Regions from separate parts of the Mus musculus genome. Here region 2 is linked to region 1. Evidence: chromatin loops called from intact Hi-C (ENCODE). Cell type or tissue: left cerebral cortex. All regions are shown on one strand. Links, peaks and the distances in the headings refer to the core of each region. The heading gives the core; the rest is flanking DNA. Region 1 has its middle 60 kb from the start of 5730403I07Rik. Region 2 has its middle 25 kb from the start of Mlip.

Evidence for each region. Peaks named below come from ENCODE experiments on the same cell type or tissue, not always from the same donor. Only the 100,000 strongest peaks of a DNase experiment are listed, where the experiment ranks them.
Region 2: it touches region 1 in a loop (2.5-fold over the local background); 7 of 42 quality-filtered maps call a loop at or near these places.

The regions. Positions count from the first base shown.
Region 1 is chr9:77,337,193-77,342,572 of GRCm38, forward strand. It overlaps a transcript of Mlip not described here. Among named protein-coding and RNA genes, the nearest start is that of 5730403I07Rik, 60 kb to the right of the region's middle. In left cerebral cortex, for the core only: no CTCF peak of the experiment used is centred there; DNase peaks (open chromatin) are centred at 2,250, 2,563, 3,187 and 4,170; H3K4me3 peaks cover 1,326 bases; H3K27ac peaks cover 1,382 bases.
Region 2 is chr9:77,274,476-77,279,855 of GRCm38, forward strand. It overlaps a transcript of Mlip not described here. Among named protein-coding and RNA genes, the nearest start is that of Mlip, 25 kb to the left of the region's middle. In left cerebral cortex, for the core only: no CTCF peak of the experiment used is centred there; DNase peaks (open chromatin) are centred at 2,463, 3,125, 3,694 and 3,803; H3K27ac peaks cover 2,874 bases.

The DNA of each region.
Region 1 (5,380 bases), core at 306-5,305:
AAGCATATTGTTGAATAGTTGGGTCTCTGGACCTATTACTCTTAAGGAATATTACTCTTAAAGACTATATATTTCAAAGGGAAAACTCTTTTAAAAGACTATGAGAAATGTTCATTTCCTGGGAAAATATTATGTAAAGGGAAAAAGTGCGAGAGAAAGAGGTAAGGATGATGATACTGTGAATAAATAGAATCTGGGCTTGAACCCCTTTGAGGGCTGGCAGGGGAGGGTAACTTGTGTGGCTTTGATCTTCAACATTGTAGAAAATGGATTTTAATAAGATGTTGAATCAAGTAGTGTCACTTACTGTGTGTCTGAGATGAACATTCTGTGCACTCACATGTGTACCAGGATGCTTTCTGTCTCTCCTCCTTCTTATCCCTTCCTCTAAAGCCCCACATTGAAAGTCTAAGAGCCATGAGATGGGCACCACCATGTGCATATCACAGCCACACAAGTCAGCTTTCAAACCTCTAAAATGGGAGCATTTCAGTTACATCATCTACATTTTTTCTCATTTTTATTAGTTTTTTGGGAGTTCTGTGGAATGCGTTTTGGTCATATCTATCCCTTCCCTGCCATCCAACTTCTGTCCTCTTTTGTTTCCCCCTTAACACATCAACTATAGCTTATACTGCTCAGATACTCTTGGATATGTGGCCTTCACTGGAGGGTGGTCTATCCACCAGAGGCCACGCCCTTAAAGAAAAGTGGCTGTTGTTCTCCTAGAAGCTAGTAACTGTCAGTAGCTCCCCACATACAGATCTCAACTCAGAAATAAAAGCATCATTTAAAAAAATAACACGTCACCACTGAAAAGTACAGATCCCATAATAAGGCCCCTAAAAAAGGCAAAGAACATATTAAGCCATTAGGATGGTAATAACTACAGCAGAGCAACTCAAAGACGAGAGATGGATGAAATAGAGGAGTCAATGCAAGACATGGAAATAGGATTTGACTTTTCAAGATCTATGTATTTTGGCATGCCACATGACATAGCTTACACAATGGTTTCACCTAGTCCTGTGAATGCCTTCGTCCATGTGTGCTGCATGACTAAGAACCTACCTCTATATCAAAGAACAGGAGTTGCCTTCTCATTGTCCTGTGCTTTAGAGTTCAAGACCAAGGCACTGAACATGTTGTGTCTGGAGAAGGCTTGGTTTATTCTTTTAGTAGAGATGGAGACTCCCATGTGTCCTCGAATAGAGAAATGAATAAATGGCAAAAAGAAAAAAAGGACAGTTGCTCCATCCTGTCTCGATTCCCTAACGTCTTTAACAAGATCATAACTTCACTCATTAGGACTCCAATCACACAGCTTAATTACCCTCTCACCTTAAAAACCCCAGTCCTCAGGAGAAGCACATTGGTTTATTTCAGCATATGAACTAAGAGGGCAGATTCTGATCATAGCATTTTCTAATAGACAATGTGAATATCCTACAACAACCCAGGCACAGGGGCAATCAAGTGGATGTTGTAGTCAAAGCCAGCCAGGGATACACAAGGTGTTCAAGGCCAGCCTGAACTACATATCAACATTCTCTTTCAAGAAACAAACAAAAACCTAAAATTGGAATTTTAAAATGCTATCTAGCACTTATCAGCTATTGATTGCAAAGAATATGCAACATGAATAAAACATTGAGAGAACCCTTTAAAAAATAAATCAGAGCAAGTAGGCGGATGGCTTCACGGATAACAGCATGTGCTGCTCTTGCAGAGGACCAGAATTTGGTTCCCAGGGACTATACCAGGACCAAACTGCCTGTCTCTCTAGTTCCAGAAGAACTGATACCCTCTTCTGGCCTCTGCAGGCACCAGCACTCATGTGTATTCATCTATACACGCACGCACACACACACATGCATGCATGCATGCAGGGAGAGAGAGAGAGAGAGAGAGAGAGAGAGAGATTAAGGATCTTCTTGGTTCAAGATGTCTGATGAAGCATGTATCTCTTGGCCACTCAAAAGAAGTTTCAAAGTTAAACTCTCAACCAAGAGAAACCTGGTAGGAGAAGAGAATCAGTATGAAAAAGCATGCTGTAATTTTCTAGGGAAAAAGAAAATGGAGCAGTGGGGTGAAGCTGAGTTGAAGGAAGAGACCCTTAATGGACACCTTGTAATTCCCGAGGGTGCCCCAGTCAGGGAGAGAGATCCCACAGAGCCTTCATTATGACGCTGAGCTTACAAGAGGGTTCTGTGGAAGTCTTGGGGGGTCACCTCATTTCGCACCTCAGACTTAGTAGTAGCAGTTGTGAGGAAGTGAACAACTCAGACTGCCCATTCCTGTGGATGAATGAATGCATTTAGACTGAGGAATGATTGCATGCATCTGGATGGATGGATGGATGGATGGATGGATGGATGGATGGGTGGATGGATGGAATGGAATGGAATGGATGTACCTACAGGAGAGCAGAGCAGACAGCCTGACAAAGTCTGCAGGAATTCCCAGCTGAGAAGCTGAGCTCAACTGCAAACGCAGTCAGGATTGGCAAAGATTTTATTTCATTCCCCACAGGCTTAGGAGAACCCCACTCTCTGCAATAAGCTTGTTAATTCATGCTGACATTTTCTGCCTTCAGCCTCACGCTATGACATGATATCCCGAGAGAAATTACAACAGGCTTGGAAAAGCAATCCTACTGGCTCTCTGATCTTCTAAGATGAAGGTTATCAAGTCTGTACTTAAAATCATGAGGCGACCCCTGGACCACTGTATCCTGATATTTACAAAGGCACGGGGCCTATTTAATAGAACCAGGTGGAGCGGTGGCAGGCTGTTGCCCAGAGACCACCCATGCAAGGAAATGCCCATTAACTCAGAAAACTCACGAAAGGACCCTTGGGAAATATTTAGGCAAAAAGCACTTGCAAAGAGCCAGCAATTATATCACAGCCATCCTCCAAAAATTATCTGAAAAATCATCTCCTTGCTTTCATGAAGGTCATGTAGCACTGCAATTCTGTCGCGAAGATAGTCTATTCTCATCCCCATCCCTTGGGGGAATCGTGCTTAGGGCTGAACTTATACATGATTGTAATTCCCACGAAGACGACTTGAAAATACCCCCCCTTGCCTTGTACAGTGCGCTCTAAATGTCACTTTGAAAGCTGAGCTACAGCCTGCAATCCATCTGCCTCGCTTCTGTATTTGCCATCACACACAGCTACATCAAAAGAGCCATTCAAACAGCGTATCCCGGACTTACGTTATCAGCAGACACTGCTTTAATTAGCAGTGGTTCTCAAAAGGCTGGATGGCTTCAAGAACTGGATTTGAACCAGAAAGCAGAAATCTGGATTCTTATCAGTTTCACTTCTTAACTCCCCCTGGGTTCTAATCTTCTCCAGCCCTTGCTTTTGTTAACGAGAAAAAGAAACATGAACACCGGCTAGGATTTTGCCTCTCTCGTGCTTCTACGTGTTTCTTTTTTTTTTTTTTTTTTTTTTTTTTTTTTCCTCAACCTGCTGTGATGCGGAGGGGCTAAAATTAAAGCAAGGAGCAATCGAGCTTATCTGTGTCAGGCGCTTTGCAGGGGGTGGTTAAAACTACAAAACAGAAGGAGTCACAGCTGAAGAAGCCATTTTGGAAATGACGTTTAAAACAAGTTTCTTCTGTGTTCTAAGTTTTCATTGCTGATTAAAAAAAAACAATATTGTAATATTCTGCAAAAACACTATTTTATTTTGATCTTTCTACACAAATAGTGAGACCTTTACATTTTCTTCTCGTCACTTATTCCACAATATTCTCCCATGATCAAATTCCTGACTCTATTGTTTCTCAGTAAGAAAAAGAGAAAAAAAACTGCAAAAATATGCAATTGAATACATGAGTACTGAACTGTGAATTTTATATTTTAAAAAGTCTTTTATTAATAGCAATAACTTCTACAAACACATTTACATATAAAAAATAAACTGCCTCAAGACTGCTTCTGTTTGCAAAGGATTTGCTAAATCCGTAGCAAGGGGACATTTTTCATACACTTATAAAATGCTACACAGTACAACATTCCTTGAAAAACCAATCTAACCTCTCACTTTGTAGATAAGGAACCACAGGTTAAGTGATTTGCCAAAGGTCACATAAACACAACTTTTTTTCTCGCACTGGGCTCCTTGAGAAGGCTCCCAGGAGCTACCCACCATGTTAGCAGCACAGGCCGTCCTCATCTGCACCCAGAGTTACATGCAGGCACTAAAAGTGGATTTTTACAGACAGCTGAGGATTGGACTAAAACACCCAGTTCATCTTTTCCCCAGGCTCACTGTCCTTACAGGCACACAGTAGGACTTCAGTTCTCACACCCTTCACAGGATCTTACATCCTCTGTACTTAGTGGTCATGGATTCATCAAGATTTTTTATTATTTATTTGTTAGTGGCTCTAAGAGAGAAGGGACTAGAAATATGTCAGGGTGGGATTGTTCTTACATAAGAGAAACATGTGGGAAAAGCAACTCTTGTTTAATATCACAATGTGTGCAGCTTTACCTCTTCGCCAGAAATAAAGCCAGAATTCCCTTCCTGCTCATAGAGATATGGAAAGCCGCCTTTCTCTAGATAGCCTTATCTTAATCAGAGAACTCTCCAATACCTGATGCAGAAGGAACAATCCTACAGGCTCTTTAGTGGGTTCTCAGAGAGTTTTTGGTTCCCTGAGAAATAAAATTAAATTACTAACAATGAATACGTTAGCAATGTTCCTTAAGATTCGGAAGTGGCCCTGAGTCCAGAAACCCAGAGCAACCCGCCCTGAAGTTCCTCTTTGTGGACTCTAGCCGAGGGGCAATTACTGAGGAACTGCCTGCAGCATCTGCCTGCCTGGTTTTTAAAAATAATTATTTCCAACGAGCATTTTGGATATCGACTTATTACAGAGTGTTGGCACTCTCTGGAGAAAAGAGTCCAATAAATAAATGATATAATGATAATTGAGCCATCCTGGAATGTGCCAAGTAGGAGGGTTGAGTGCACAAAGAGCAACCCCATTGTTAAACTACACTAGAATACCCAACATTGCCCATCACACACACACACACACACACATATGTGCACATCACCACCAACACACATACAGCAACAGCATAAGAGAATTGAAGTCTAGGTATAAGTTAGCTCACACTCACTAAGTAATCAGACAGAATGGTCACACAAGGCAACTTCATCAGTGAAATCACAGCACACGGCAGAGCAGGAATCATTTGCTCATTCTGAGAAGTAAAAAAGTGAATGGAATAAAGTTTCCAAAACAATGAAACTCACACCAAAGAAAAGGGTGGTTTTATCTTTCCTATATGTTGACTACCACCAAGATGAACTTGTTAAAAAGACAAATAGTAATGCCGCCTGACATTCAGAGA
Region 2 (5,380 bases), core at 328-5,327, 63 kb before region 1:
TGGGCCATCCAAGTGTTCTGCTTTGCACACATTCCCCAGGCAGACTTCAGAACATACTTTTATTTAGACTAAGTAGTTTCAGTATCCCCACAACAGACATAATCATGGGAACCCTGAACTTGAATTTTCTTCCTCCTCTCTGCCTTCATAAACAGCTGCCCTCCAGTGAAGAAGAACTGGGAGAACTCAACAGCTTTTAAAAGTGGTCATCAGTGATCTGGATACATTATTTTCCTCTTTGTCTTCATCTTTTCCCCACACTTTCCCTTTTTCTCAAATGGCTTTTCTATTGTTAAACATCCACGTCCTCTGAGTCACTGAGTCATCAGCATGAACTCATCAATAGATATTCTAAATCCATATCTAGCTGCAGTAAATTCAAAATGTTTACCTCCTCTGCAGTTTAAACACTTGGGGTAGTTCTTTAACTTCATGTGCTTCCCTCACAAACTCAGAAGCACTAACGTTCAAGGGCCTCCCTCTTCTCAGTTGAATTCATTACTTGCAGTTTGTTAAACATTGACTGAGCACTAGCCCAATTACAGACATTGTGCTACATCTGGGGAAACAGTAATGGGTACTAGTGGGGACTTTTTATATGAAATTAATTGATATGGAATAGCACACCCAAAATGTGGGCAGTGCTACCAACCTATGGGTTGGGGTCCTGGACTGAACAAAAATGAAAGGGGAACTGAATATCAGCATCCGTCTCTCCCTGCTTCCTGACCACAGACGCGGTGTGATCACCTGCCTCAAGCTCCTGCCACCATGCCTTCCCCGCCATGACAGACTGTAGCCTCACACAATGAGCTAAAAGAGACCCTGCCTTCCATTAGTTCTTTTGTCAAACACTTTGCCTCACCAATGCAAAAAGTTACTAAGACAATGGACTACAAGTTGGGTCTGGGAATTACTGCAGGCATAGAAGAACTTGGCAATGCTTTGCAGAGATTAATTTGACTTTTTGTTGGATGGATACTAATTAATGTGGAAAGAAGTAATGTGGGCAATAGTTTTGTGAGTCAACACAGGAAGTAGAAAAAAATCTCAACCAATGTGGTAGCAGGTAGCAAAAAGATCATAAAAGACTGAATGGAAAAGAGTCTGATGGGGTGAATATGGTCTAAGTCCATGATGCACATACATAAAAACATTCTAATGGCTTGTATACAAAACATATTCTATTAAATCTCTTATTTGGGGATTGTGATATTTTGAATGAAAATGGCGCCCCCATAGGTTCATAGGGAGTGGCATTATTAGGAAGTGTGGCCATGGTGGAAAAGATAGTGTTTTGGTGGAGAAATTGTGTCATTGGCTTAGACTTTGAGGTTTCTGATGTGTGAGCAGGGTGAATGTGTTATTCTCACTGCACTATGGACTGGGATGTAAAACTCCTGGCTCCTTCTCCAGTACCATGTTTGCCTGTGTTCTGACATGCGTCCTGCCATGACAATAGACTAAACCTGAGAAATGTACACCAGCCCCAGTGAAATGTTCTTCTTTATAAGAGTTTCTGTGGTCATGGTATCTCTTCACAGTAATAAAACCTAAGTAACAAAAAAGACAGGGATGATTATACAATTAAAAAAAAAAGATGACAAAAGATATTGTGCTGGTTTGAATATGCTTGGCCTAGGGAGTGGCACTATTAGGAGGTGTGGTGAAAGCATTTCATTGTTGGAGTGGGCAATGAGACCCTCCTCCTAACCACGTGGGAGCCAGTCTTCTCTTAGTGGCCTTCAGATGAAGATGTAGAGCTCTCAACTCCACCTGCATCATGCCTGCCTGGACGTTGCCATGCTCCCACCTTGATGATAGTGGACCAAGTCTCTGAACCTGTAAGCAGCCCCAATGAAATGTTGTCCTTAAAAAAAAAGTTACTAAGACGAAAGTGAACTAAAATTTTCTGTACACGCTCATAGTAAGTGAATGAAGGGAAGAGTACATTAGAATTAAACTTTGGATAGTTTGGGTTAGAGAGAAGATGTCTAAGAGAAGGGGCTGAATAAGGAGTTGAACGTAAGTCTAGTTTTCAATTACAAGGTGTGAAGACATAAATAGTGCAGACAAAATACAAGGAGTGTTTATAGCCTTGAGATTGAGTTATATTGTATAACCAAGTAATAAAAGTAGTTAGAAATCAATCATATGGGAGGACAAAGGTTGAAAACCACAGTGTGCCTCCTGGACACCTTCAGTAGCTCAGCTTGTTGGATGCAGAATGGGAAGTCGAGCTCTGGAACTTCAGGCTGTGGCAAGGCATCTCAGAGAGAACACAGGGCCTGGAGTGCAGCCTAAAAATATCTTCTTTAGAATTCCAGAGCATGGACTTCCAGACATCTACATAAGGCAAGGTGAAGCTCGATGCACTTAAACAGTGCCTCTTCAAGGGGGAGGGGAAGACTGAAGGCTTTGAGCAGAGGCCAGCACACTGGAAGCAAGACTACAAAAATGGACATGAATAGAAGCTTGTGTAAGGGGAAGTGCTGGTAGGCAGTTCCTTACACAATGACCTTTTCAAGGGAAAAGGATCAACACTTGGCACGTTGAAGGCTTCTCACAGAATCCTGCAGCTGTGCTTTCAAAAGTGTTCAGACTCGCCCTGCTGGCTCTCCCTACTTAATCTCATGGATTGCTTTTGTTTACCTGTATCCTAGCTATAAATGAGAAACCTGTCATTTCCAAATATCCCCCACCACCACCGAATTCTGATTTCACCAGAAATAGCAATGATGATCACAGTAAAATAATGAACATGAAATTCAAGCTAATGTGCACCTACTGCTTGCTTACTGTATGCAAAATGTTTCCAAGTACCTTCTCATTCCGCTTTATAGAAACCATAAACTAAACACTAGCATTATCCACAGTTTAAAGGGGAGAATTCTAATGCTGAGCAATAACAAATTCACCTTCACCAAGGTTGTACACTTTACAAGGTTGCAGATTATAGACTTGGCACAGTCCAGGTCTTTTGGACTTCGTATTGCTGTGATATTAACCACGACGGTGCAGTGTTTCTCAGGAATACTCCTCTCACAGGTGACACTGTGCTGCTGTCGTGAGGAAGGCTGGGATATGACTGTCACTCATCTGGCTCTGAGCCTCAGTTGTTTAAGGGGCCCTCATTTGGAGCTATGATTCACTGGAAACAAACAGTGTGCCATGAGTCTAGTTTCTAATGAGAAGCTGTCTGAAGCCCAGATACTGTGCATTTGAAATCACATCTAAGTTATTGGACCTTTTAAGAAGCTTGTATTTGTGACAAATGTGAAGTCATTAAAAAGAAGTCTTTGAAGTTTTCTCTCAAGGAGCCTTTAAGTCTTGACATACATAACTTCTAGACAGAAAATAAATGAAGTATAGAAAAATTTACAGAAATTCACAGTGGTTGAATATTTGGAGCTTTTGTTCACTATTCAAATGTCCCCTTGATGCTAAGATTAAAACAGCTTTTACAATAAGCAGGTTACACTGCACACAGTTAAAGCAGTCACGATTGGGGAACAAGCTAAGAATCTCTAAAAATATACTGATCTCTCTTATTCTCTGAAGAACTCAAGGAGGAAAAAAAAAAGCCTAAATTTGCAAAGCAAAGAATTCTTTTCTCTCCTTACTTACACAAATATAAAGAGATTCCCAGCTATTCATACATGCTCATGTCCTACCCAGCCACCCTACTCAAAGACACTGAGAACAATCAAATCACTCTGGGATGCATTCACAGGGGATTAGAGAAATCTTCCTCTGCCCATCTCATTTTGCTTCCAGCTAGGTAATGTGACCCTGATGGCAGAGCAATGCCTCCCATAAAAGCTGCAGGAACATTCAGTACCATTTATTATTCCAACAGCCAATGCTGCTCTGTCCCACAATCAACACAGCCGATGCTCTTCTCGGTACTGTGCAGAATTCTTAGTCTTAAAGGGAAGCAGCCAGAGCAAAACCGATGATGAGACTCCTAAGTCAAATCCTAAGCTTCACCTGAAGAATAGAAGATTATCTGGAATACCAGGTACCTTCTACCAAGAAAAGGAGAAGTAGAAGGAAAGGAAAGGAAAGAAAAGGAAAAGGAGAAGGGAGAGGAGGAGTGGAGGGAGGGAAAGAACTTGGTTTAAGGAAGGACAAGGGAGAAAAGCAGAAACTTATCTCTCTATTTTATAATCTAAATTCACAACTATATGAAGAAGTTAGGTTTACATTTTGAAACTTATTTCAAGACTTTCTGATTATAATCATGCTACATTTAAAGACGCAAGCTACTCCTACTTAAAATATAGAAAAGAAAAATTTAGATGTACAATCTTTTAATTTAATCTTATGTACTTAAGTCTTTGCAGTTACGAAAATTATATAAATATAAAATAATACAAATTTGAAATCTAAAAAAATATTATAGTTTAATGCAAAATAACTTTTCTAATTCGTTATGCTCATACCTACCCACAACTTACTTACATAAATTCTTTGGCATTTCCCATTAGATGTAGATATATTAAGTTACAGTAAAGGGGAGCAATTGCCAATAAAGGCATGCTGGTCCACAGCTACTCCAGCATCTGTTCTCTGCTGCTGTTTATTATAAAGAGCAACTGTTACCTAAAATGTAACTGATATGACATGCAACAAGACACAGAAATACACAACTTTCACTGAGTGACAGTTTAAAGGAATTGCACCTATATCAAGGAACTCACAGTCCAACTTACCACCTATACGGAGTCTGGCACGTGTCAAACCAGCAGACATCAAGAAAGCAGCGGTTGCAATGACAAGGTCAGTGTCAGCCAATAGTTCCCCCTGACAGATACCTGCCTGTGTCAGCTGCTGACACTGATGAGCTGCAGAGATGACAAAGCAATCTACAAATTATACCCTCCTCACATCTTCCTCAGCCACAACTCTGAACAATGAATCTGCTATTTCAACCCCACCCGAATCTATTAACCTGCTCAGCCTCAGCCTTAGCCTCGTTTTGAGAAGAATTCTGCCTAGGACTACAGAGTTCCACTCTGAAAGTTAGTAAAGGCCTGGCAAGATTGCTCAGTGGGCAGAAACGTTTGCCATGCCACACTGGTGACTTGAGGACAGCCCATTCAGCCCACAAGAAACTGGATGCGGTAGCACACATGTAATCCTGCACTCCCATGGCATGATGGGAAGTAGAGATGAAGCTGCTAAGAATCTCAGTGGCTATCTGACCCAGAGCATAGAGGAGGCAAGAAACGCAGGAGAGACCCCTCTTCAGAAATCTGAAAGGGGAGAACAGTTTTGTAAAAGTTGTTCTAATTACTGTGTGAGAGTCTTGGTACACCTATACTCCAAACTCACACACTGACAATAATAATAAATGAAAATATTTTCAGTTGAAAGT